Linked DNA regions of Mus musculus: region 1 is linked to region 2. Evidence: chromatin loops called from intact Hi-C (ENCODE). Cell type or tissue: left cerebral cortex. All regions are shown on one strand. Each heading gives the region's core, and the rest is flanking DNA. Links, peaks and the distances in the headings are about the cores only.

Evidence for each region. Hi-C counts contacts between places; a loop is a spot of excess contacts. Peaks named below come from ENCODE experiments on the same cell type or tissue, not always from the same donor. Only the 100,000 strongest peaks of a DNase experiment are listed, where the experiment ranks them.
Region 1: a loop joins it to region 2, with 2.1 times the contacts of the local background. A loop is called at or near these places in 12 of 42 quality-filtered maps.

The regions. Positions count from the first base shown.
Region 1 is chr11:62,115,060-62,120,442 of GRCm38, forward strand. It overlaps Specc1 (sperm antigen with calponin homology and coiled-coil domains 1), which reads left to right. Exons shown (of 15, transcript NM_001281818.1): 4 at 2,641-4,223. Among named protein-coding and RNA genes, the nearest start is that of Gm39985, 29 kb to the right of the region's middle. In left cerebral cortex, for the core only: no CTCF peak of the experiment used is centred there; no DNase peak of the experiment used is centred there.
Region 2 is chr11:62,063,258-62,068,640 of GRCm38, forward strand. All of the region lies in intron 3 of Specc1 (sperm antigen with calponin homology and coiled-coil domains 1), which reads left to right. Among named protein-coding and RNA genes, the nearest start is that of Gm39988, 16 kb to the left of the region's middle. In left cerebral cortex, for the core only: no CTCF peak of the experiment used is centred there; a DNase peak (open chromatin) is centred at 2,390.

The DNA of each region.
Region 1 (5,383 bases), core at 299-5,298, 52 kb after region 2:
AGAAGTTAGAAGAGGGCGTCAGATGCCTTGGAACTGGAGTTACAGATAGTTAGTTGTGAGCCATCATGTGGGTATTGTGAGCTGAACCTGGATCCTCTGCAAGAGCAACAAGTGCTCACCCATCTCTCCACCTCTAACATAAAGAACCAGCATCTCTATATAGTAACGTGGCCGAGCTTCTGCAGGACTTCCCAGTGGCTGCTATTGCTGCCCATTGTCATTGCTGTGTTGAGGTCAGCTCCTGCTCCCTCTTTTGGCAGTCTTGGCCAGGTTGGACTCAGAATCTCTTAACACTAGACTGTGACCAGTCTAGGGTGCATTCTACACCCCCTTCCTATACTTTAGAGAGGGAGAAATAGATTATCTCCAGGATCCTTCCTGACTAGAGAGCAGGCTACAGGCCATACTCATCAGTCTTTTCAGTTTTTAAGTAAGTTTAAGTCCAGAGTTTTCATTTCTCTGTGATCCCTGTATGAACCCTTTTGTTTTGTTTTGCTTTTCCAGACAGGCTTTTTCCTTGTAGCTCTAGCTGTCCTGGAACTTGCTTTGTAGACCAGGCTGGCCCCAACTCACAGAAATTCACTTGCCTCTGCCTCCCAAGTGTTGGAATTAAAGGCATGCACCACCAACTCCCGGCTTCTGTGGAAGCTTTAAAATGTTTTTTACCTTAAAATGTATCTATAATATAGTAAAATCTTATCTATAATATAGTAAAATGAAAAAACCCCATACTTATATTTCTCATAATAATATTCTAAATTTTATATCATTTCCCTGTTTTACCAGTTTCTTTAAACCATCCTTATCCCATTTGTTCTTGTTTCTCTATGAATACAAAGGAACACACCAATTCTGTTTTTTTTCTTTGTTCTTATTTCTTTTTGTTTTGTTTTGTTTTGTTTTTGTTTGTTTTGTCTTGTTTTGTTTTGAGACAGTGTTTTTCTGTGTAGCCCTGGCTCCTGGATCTCACTTTGTATACCAGGCTTACCTTGAGGTAAGAGATCAGCCTGCATCTGCCTCCCAAGTACCAACTTTGTTTTCTAATTCCTCCTTAGAGGCTTCCCTCTCTATACCTGCTCTTCCTCATTGAAGGTGGAATCTAGGGCCCTAGATATACTGGAAAATATCAGCTATATCCCAAGCCCCCCCTTATCTCAAAGTTGCACTCAGTTAAAATATGTTATTGGGAAATGAAAATAAACTTGTATTTTATTTAGTTCTCAACATTATCTGTATAGCTGTATTAAGCTATAGGTTATAGATTCAGAGTAACCTATAGGAAATGTGTAAATCAGCTGCTGTAACTGCAAGTCCAGCAATAGGCCAAGCTCCAGGGTTGATATGATGCTATTAAGAAGTTGGTTTTCTTCTTTCTGTACCACAGATCAAGCCTTACCTTCCTCACAGGACAGCAGAGTGGTTGTCAGCTGTTGCTTTTCTCGCCATGCTAGTGATATTTAGCAGCCCACTCTTGCACTCTACTGCATTTTTTCTAGTATCTATAGATCTTTTTTTTAATTATATGAAAGTATATTTCATACAGAATATTTTGATCGTATTCTTTACCCTCTCCAGCTCTTCTTAGATCCCTCTCCAAACAATGAAACAAAACAAAACAAAAACAAAAGTGGAAATCATAATAGATAAGCAAAATTTTTAAAAAGTCAATAACTAAAGATAATGTGCATGAAAAAGTATGGAGTTTATTTTGTTTGGGCCACCTATTCATGGGCATGGAGCCTGTCCTGGAATGTGATTGACATGCCCTGTGACATTACATTGGAGAAAACTGCCATTTTTTCTTTCCCATTGCAAATAGTTTCTTGGTTAGGGGGTGGGACTTTGTGCCCACTTTTCTGTCTCAGTGCTGGGCTTTGGTCTGGTTTGAGTCTGTGCAGGACATATGTATGCTGTCACAGTCTCTGTGGGTTCATATGTCTATCAGTCCTGTTCTGTATGGAAACACCTTTTTCTTGGAGTTATCCACCACTTCGGGCTATTAAGATCTTTCTACCTCCTCTTCCACATACGTCTCAGCTTTGAAGGGAGGGGTTTGTTAAAGACATACCTTATAGGGCTGAGTGCTTCAAAGCTGCTCACTCTCTGGACACTGTCTAGCTGCAGAGCTCTGTTAATTACCACCCACTACAAGGAGAAGCTTCTCTGGGGAGAGCTAAGCAGTTCTCCATTCTGAGTCCCCAGCCTAGTGTGGCAACTTTGGGTTCCTGGTCGTGTCCATAGATCTTAATTCAGTTATGAGTTCTCAGGGGATAGGATTGCTCTGGATTGCTCTGGCTAAGAGTCTGGTTTCCTTAATACACAAGCCCATGGGAAGAGGTACAGAAACCCTATTCAAAACAGATTTTGAGCATGTCACTGCAGACACCCCATCTCAGCCCCTGTCAGCCGCTAGCAACCCTTTTAAGAGCTCCAAGGGCTCCCCTACTGGGAACTCCCCAAACAATTCAAATGAGTTGTCCTTGCCGCTCTTACTGAGAAGATACCTAGAGGAGGAAGAATTGGATGAAGAGTGACAGCCATAGCATCATCTATGCCATATATGGAAGACATTTGAGTTTCATTATAAAATTTTTTTTCTTTCTTTTTTGTTTCATTTTTTCTTTCATCTTTTGTCTTTAGGGACTATTCCAACAACTAAACGGACAGGCATTCCAGCTCCACGGGAGCTCTCAGTAACTATCTCCAGAGAGAGGTCTGTGCCACGTGGTCCCTCCAGCTCAAAGAAGTTAGGCTCCAGCCCAACTTCTTCCTGCAATCCCACTCCTACCAAGCATCTGAGGACCACCCCTGCAAAACCTAAGCAAGAGCATGAAGGTGCAGAGAAGGCTGTGCTCGAGTCCCAGGTACGAGAACTTCTGGCAGAAGCCAAAACCAAAGACAGTGAAATCAACAGGCTTCGAAGTGAACTAAAAAAATGCAAAGAGAGGTGGGCCCTGAGCACTGAGGATGCCAATGCTTCAGACCCAAGTGCAGAGGGAACAGCATCCCCAGAAAGTGATGCACAGCCTTTGATAAGAACCCTGGAGGAGAAGAACAAGACCTTTCAGAAAGAGCTTGCTGACCTAGAGGAAGAAAACAGGGCCTTGAAGGAGAAACTGACTTACCTTGAGCAGTCACCAAATTCAGAAGGGGCAGCAAGTCACACTGGTGACAGCAGCTGCCCAACATCTATAACCCACGAGTCCAGTTTTGGAAGCCCAGTTGGAAATGAGTTGTCTAGTGAAACAGATGAGTACAGAAGAACCACACATGGGAGTGCCTTGCGGACATCAGGGTCTTCAAGCAGTGATGTCACCAAAGCCTCTCTGTCACCGGACGCCTCAGATTTTGAGCATATCACTGCAGACACCCCGTCTCGGCCCCTGTCAGCCACTAGCAACCCTTTTAAGAGCTCCAAGGGCTCCCCTACTGGGAGCTCCCCAAACAATGCAAGTGAGCTGTCCTTGGCATCTCTCACGGAGAAGATACAGAAGATGGAGGAGAATCAGCACAGCACTGCAGAAGAGCTGCAGGCTACTCTGCAGGAATTATCAGACCAGCAGCAGATGGTGCAGGAACTGACAGCCGAGAACGAGAAGCTAGTGGATGAGAAGACCATTCTGGAGACCTCCTTCCACCAGCACCGAGAGAGGGCAGAACAGCTGAGTCAGGAAAATGAGAAGCTGATCAACCTTTTACAGGAGCGAGTGAAGAATGAGGAACCCAGTGCCCAGGGAGGGAAGGTCCTTGAGCTGGAGCAGAAGTGCACGGATATTCTCGAGAAGAGCCGCTTTGAAAGAGAGAAGCTGCTCAACATTCAGCAGCAGCTGACCTGTAGCCTACGGAAGGTTGAGGAAGAAAACCAAGGCGCTATAGACATGATTAAGCACCTGAAGGAAGAAAATGAGAAGCTGAATGGGTTCCTAGAACATGAGCGGTGTAATAATAGTGTGATGGCCAAAACTCTGGAGGAATGTCGAGTTACCTTGGAAGGCTTGAAAATGGAGAATGGGTCCTTGAAGGCTCTTTTGGAGGCTGATAAGCAAAAAGCCATAGAGGCCAGCAGTACTGTGGGGCAGACAGCAGAGAACTTCGAGGTTCAGGAGATGCTGAAAGTGGCTCGAGCTGAGAAAGATCAGTTGCAGCTGTCTTGCACAGAGCTCAGACAAGAATTGCTAAAGGCAAATGGTGAAATTAAACATGTTTCCAGCCTGCTAGCTAAGGTAAGAAGACAGTTCTCAACTAGTATTTGTTGACATTTCTCTTTGAGACCTTAACATTGTGAACCAAAGAGAATCAATTATTCAACTGTATTTGTGAATCTAAGCCTTCTGATTTGGAAATCTATTAGAATTTAGGCAGGTTAGCTCTGGGGATTCCAAATTTTAAAACAAAACAAAACACAAAACAACAACAACAAAAAAAACCCACCCAGATTTCTGTACAGATAGATAAAAAGATTAGTGGAAATACTGTAAATTACATCAGATGATATGGTGTAGTGATGAAGACCGTCAGGGGTGACCTGTGTCTTGGTGGTAGAATACTTTCATAGCCTCCTTGAGACTTTAGATTTGATCCCTAGCTCCACACAAAAATAGGATAAAATAAGATTTAGAACCATCCTGTATACATTGATGGACTTTTTGATACATTTAATACTTTGTGAGCATATTCTAGCACTGGCTTTTTAAAATGTTGCTTTCAATGCCAGCTAGTACTTATCATGCAACTATTTTATACTCACTAGTCCACTGTTATTGCTATGTGTGTATTATTGGTTGTTTATGTTCTTTCTTGTCTTAGAATATTAAAAGTAAATTTTTATATATCTCTGATTATTTCTTCAGGAGAAATTCCTAGACGTTGACTTAGTGAGTCAAAGAGTATAAACATTTTAAAGACTTTCAACACATTTAGCCAAACTGCCTGCCAGAAATAATATGCCAATTTGTTCCCACCAGTTCATGAGAGTACTTGCATCCTTGAGCCGTTGCCAAAACTTAGTACTAAATTATGTCATTCAAGTCTGTTAATCATTTCCTGAATTTTTTTTTAGCTTAGAGCCCAAGATTAAATAAGTGGTCATGGCTTTCATTTTTAAAATAACTCTTTGATTTGGCTGGAATGTTGTTGTGTGATACAGGATTATTGGTGGTCACTTTGTGATAGTCGTCTGCCTCACAGCATGCAGGCTGGCTCCTTACTCCTGTCTTTCCAGCTCTGGATCTGTGACTTGGGAAACTGCTGGGGGAGGGTGGGGGGAGGGTGAAAGCATCCTCCCCCTTTATTTGATGGTTGTCAGTGTTTCAAAAAAGCAGTTTATGTTGCGAGCATAAATGTGCAAGTACTGCAGCGCAAGCATTACCGGTGAAGTTCCGTA
Region 2 (5,383 bases), core at 264-5,263:
CATCCTCACTCTGTTTTCCTTCCATTCTTGGCACTTGTCGCATAGTTCTTGGTGGTTTGAGAACAGTCTTTACACATTCACAGGCCACCTTGGTACTTTCAGATACAGACTCCCTGGGCCTAGAAACGTCAACCAACTTGATGGTTTCCTTGAACTTCGGTTTTCCACAACCAAAGCTTGACTCGGGCAAAGGGTAGTTGGGGGCACACATGTGTGAGAGATGCTCTGAATACAGTCAGATTTGAAAGAACACTGGGGAGCTCTTGCCCTCCATGTTTCTCTCATCCCTTTTCCCTGATTTTGGTGTCTCACTGAGTAGACCAGGCTGGCTTTGAACTCTCAGTCCTGAGGAGCCACAACTACAGTTGCATGTTACTACAGCTGGCTCTGCTGTTTTCATTGCAAACCACCCTAGCTCCTTTCAAGGACAACTTCCCAAGCCATTTCTTATATTCCCGCCAACCCCTGATTCCAGTCATTATCAGTTACCCAGTTTGGGGTCAGAGTCACAATGCTGAGAACCTTCTCTCCACGTGACCCTTCACACCATTGCTTAGCTTTGCCGAGAGCCTCCTCTTCTGTAAAGTGGATATAATCCCACTGTTACTAGACGTTATGACAAAAGGAAGTATTCTGTTGGCTCCTGCATCCACAGATTCTGCACCTGCAGATCTAACCAACTTCAAAAATATTTGGAAAAAGCAAGGCATCTGCACTGAGCCTGTGTGGATCCTTTTTTCTTCGTGGTTCTCTAACCTACTTTTCAGTAACTATAAGGGTTACATGCAAAGACTGTGCCATCTCTTGTTCATGCACACATGCGTGTATATGTGTGTGGTGGGGCTGTATTGTGGGAGTGTTCACGCCCTCTTTTGTTCAAGCATGAATGTGTATGTGGGAGGGAGGTTGTAGTTAAGTGTGTGTGTGTGTGTGTGTGTGTGTGTGTGTGTGTGTGATTCAGCTAATCAGTGAACTTCAGAGATCTGTCTGTTCCATGCTCCTGCTCCAGAGCTGGGATCATAGACAAATGCCACCACCCTTGAATATCTACGTGGGCTCTGGGGATCTGACCTCAGGTCTTCATGCTTGCATCACGGGCATTGTGTCCACTGTGCCATCTCCCTGGCTGTGACACTTTATACAGGGAAGGCACAGTCAAGGCTTTTGTTGATTCAAGGTCTCAGAATCCAGCCCTCTGATACTGAGAGATGACTGCACCAGTAACAGAGAGCAGAACCCAAAATGTAGATATTTGTATAAACTGCAATCCCCTCCTCAACCATCTACATTAAAAAAAAAAATCCTTGCTTAGCAGTTACAGGAGAAAACAAGATCCAAACTTCAAAACCCCACATCTTAGAATCTGGAACATCTCACCCAGAATCCTCAGGATTTGCTTTCTTTCTTCTTTAAGTTTTTATTACTTTAGAGCTCTTTGAGGTTCAGAGCAATGTGGAAAGGACAGATTCCCCATGTGCCTCTCCTCACACACCCTCTCCACCATTATCAACACCCTACACAGTGGAGCTCTGGTTACAGCAAGCCTGTACTGACATATTTATCACTCAAAGCTCATAACTTAGGTTGGGAATCAAATGTCCAACGATGTGTCTGTCATTGTCAGTATTGTACAAAGCTTTTCCTCTCTCCTAGAATCCTCTGTGGTCTGCCTGTTTGTTCCACTCCACTGCCTGGTGGTAACCAGTAGTTTACTTTCTGTTTCCAAAATGTTACCTTTCTAAGAATGTTGCACCGCTAGATCCACATTGCAGGCAGCCTGTTTGAATTGTCTCCTTTCACTTAGTAATATACATTTAAGATTGCTCCATGTAGCCAGGTACAGTGGTGCGTGCCTATAATCCCAGCACTCAGGCAGAAGCAGATAGGTTTCTATGAGTTTCATTTTAGTGGCTTTTAAATAAGTGTTGCAGTTTTCCTCTTAACCCAGCTAGCTCCCAAATAATTGAGACTGGAAATTTATATTTATTTAACAAGCTTTACGGACACAACAACTAGCCGGGTGTGGTGGCGCATGCCTTTAATCCCAGCACTTGGGAGGCAGAGGCAGGTAGATTTCTGAGTTCAGGGCCAGCTTGGTGTACAGAGTGAGTTCCAGGACAGCCAGGGCTACACAGAGAAACCCTGTTTCAAAAAACAAACAAATAAACAAACAAACAAAACATCATTTCCATTTCTTTAAGGTTGAGATACTTTGTCTCGTACCCTCTCTTGTGGAAGCCCTAGGGTTACAAGACAGACAAACTCTTCTCCTGATGAATAGAAGCCCTTGACTCATGCTTCAAATTGCTCCTCTAAGGCTGAAACTGATTTTTCTCCAACTGCTGGTTGAAAAGGACTCAAGGATGTTTGACACCCACATTCATCCACCCAGGCAGTCAGTATCTCCCCGTCATGTTCTAAGCTTTTCTCTGAGAGTTAGGACGGTAGCAATGAGTAGACAGTTGGAAGTCCCTGTTCTTGTGGATCACATGTCCTTTCCAAAGGTTCAAACTAAATTCAACATCCTCATTGCAGAGTCCCTTAATGACTCCCCTGGCATCTGGACTTATCCTAGTTGAAGTGACATTTTAGTCACTTAGATAAGTTCTGGAGTTATCAGCAGCAGCATATTTCCTTCCACGTGCAGTTGTCCTTAGCAGTTCCACGTGGCGGCCTGTTTCCTTTGGGTTTCACTGGCCATACCCACACAGGGCCCCCTAAAGCACAGCAGCTACCTCATCTCAGTCGCCACTGGTGCATACAGTCTATTCTTTGACCATGTGTAATTGGGGCCCATCTGGGGACAATTAATTGAAAAACAAAACTTGTTAAATCAAGAAAGAAAGAGAATGGAGGGAGTAAGACAGAAAATAAGAAAGGATGGCAGACTTTAAACATTATTTGCCATCAACTATTGACATGCGAGTTTATTTACTGATCTTTAGTTAGGATCAGGAATGTTGTTAGACTAGGCTTGCTAACTGAAGTTGCTTAACCTCTTTAGGCACACTCTATAATTTTCAGGTTCATGGCTTTTTGGTATTAAAGAGAAAAATTCAACAGCAGGATACATTGTTAAATGAATGCACCGATAACTGGTTCAATAGAAGTAGTTGCAATTCTCAGGGTGCTCATTAGATATTCTGGTTTGAATATTGGTTCTCTTAGTGTGCTTCAACCTTGAAAATATTTATTCACAAATGCATGTGCTGCCAAAGAGTGGTATGTTGACATTAGACATGATTGTAATGTGAGGGTATTTGTTTCTGGGAAGAGAAGCCCTGCAAAGGTCCAGGAAAGAGATGTGATCAAATTCTCTTCTAAGCTGAACATTAGATCTCAGCTCTGCATTCAAAGATTGACAGGGAATGTTTTTGTTGACTAAACATGGAGTCCCAGATGTTTTCCCAGAAATCTTGAAATCAGCTTCCATATTGTGTCAAATCAAAAAAAAAAAAAAAAAAAAACCAAGGGATACATATTTTATTTAGCCAGTGTGTAGAAATGCATACAAATCATTTGAGTTTGTCATACTTTAGTTTTATTTGGAAGGAATTATAATTTGAAATATTTTATTGAGAAGCTAGTTTTTTACCTTGATTTTTTTTTTACCTTGTTCTAACTCATCTACATGAGTAGCTAAATTCACTTAAATGATGAATCTGAAAATAAATGACAAATCTGTAAATGATAAATCAGTTTTTATTGTCAATTTTTGATACAATGTTGTTGTTGTTTATGGGAGAGTGAGAGGGCAGAGTCTCACCACGCAGAACTGGAGTGCCTGGAACCTCCTGTGTTGATTAGGCTGGCCTTAACTCGAACTCCAGCCTTCATCGTGTGCCACCATACTCAACTCCAAATTTTGTTTTTGATTCCCTAAATGACTTGTAAGAGGTCACAATTCATAACATTTCACCAGCATGTGACTTTAATTTGCCCATATTCTGAAGAGAGATGATGTTGCTATAGTCTGCATCAGCACTTTTTTCAAAACTTGCTGGAATTGGCAATGAGTTCATGCCTTGGTCCTGAGGAAATTTAGTCTTGATGTACTATTCAGTGATATTTCATTATACATGAGTTTTAGGCGTGATAACATCGTCTTCTATTAATTTTACCAGCCATGGCTACATCCACTTAGGTCAGATATGTTGACAATGGTTAAAAAACATAATTTTACTACTTTATATAAAAATCTCTTAACTGACCTATACCTTTTGTTTTGTTTTGTGGTAGAGTTTCTCTGTAGCCCTGGCTGTCTGAAACTTTCTGTGTTGACCAGGCTGGCCTTGAACTCAGTGATATTTTAAAAAGATGTGTATATGGCATGTATATGTGAATACCCATGGGATCCAGAAAAATGTGCCAGATCCCTCGGAGTTGGCATTACAGGCCTTTGAAAGTTACCTGATGCGGTGTTAGGAAGTGAACTCAGGTCCTCTAGAAGAGCAGTACGTGCTCTTACATCGCTCCAGCCCACTTCAGTGCTATTGGATTTGTTCTGATACCCGTAATAAAAATGGATTTGCTTCATCAGTGCTGTCATGGACTGCCTTAAGCATAAATTTGAAGTTAATGGTTTTGTTCTCCAAACTTCTTTCCTATGGGTTCTTCCTTCTTCAGCTCACCTGGTTATAGTTTGGTGAGACAAACTGATTTTAGACCCCACCCATTCCCTTTTAGGGCATTTTATATCTGTTGCACTTTCCACATTGCTTAATAAGCTCACCACCCATAAGTGGTTTGGTGTAGTTTTAAAATTATTATTATTGTTATTAATTATTATTATTATTTGCCACTCAATATGTTACCATATAACTAGCTCTTATAACAGAATTTGTCTGTTTTATAATTAAAAACAGTGAGACGACACTAGAAGGCCTTCAGTTTTACTATTTTGTTTTTGTGACTATTATGTCCTTGTAATAAACATTAAAATCGGTAGCATTTATATATGCTGCCCTTTGAGTTTTCAAAACTTGTGCAAATTCTCAACGTATTAAGCAGAATGCCTTATAGTTTGCCTGGAGAAAAAAAAAACATCACCTGTTTATATTTTGTTGAACGATCTTCCTTTTCTTCTGGCGGCTTCTGTTTCCTTTGAGCCATGGTGGAGCCCGTACTTTACCGTTACTGATCATGCTTGGGGGATGATCTTGATGAAATATGATCGGTTGTGTCTATTTCAACTAGAAAGTGCTTCTCATTTCTCATCTCTACACTACTGCTGGCTGCTTGTACAGAAGGTTTTATGAGCCCACAGGGCTTTTTGATTGCTGTAGGTGCCAAATGCAGAAAAATAGGGGCTCTCCTTTGCTGTGGATAGCACATGCCAACAGGTAGCAGTGGTGTATGGCCATGGCTTTGAATGGTCCTTCGG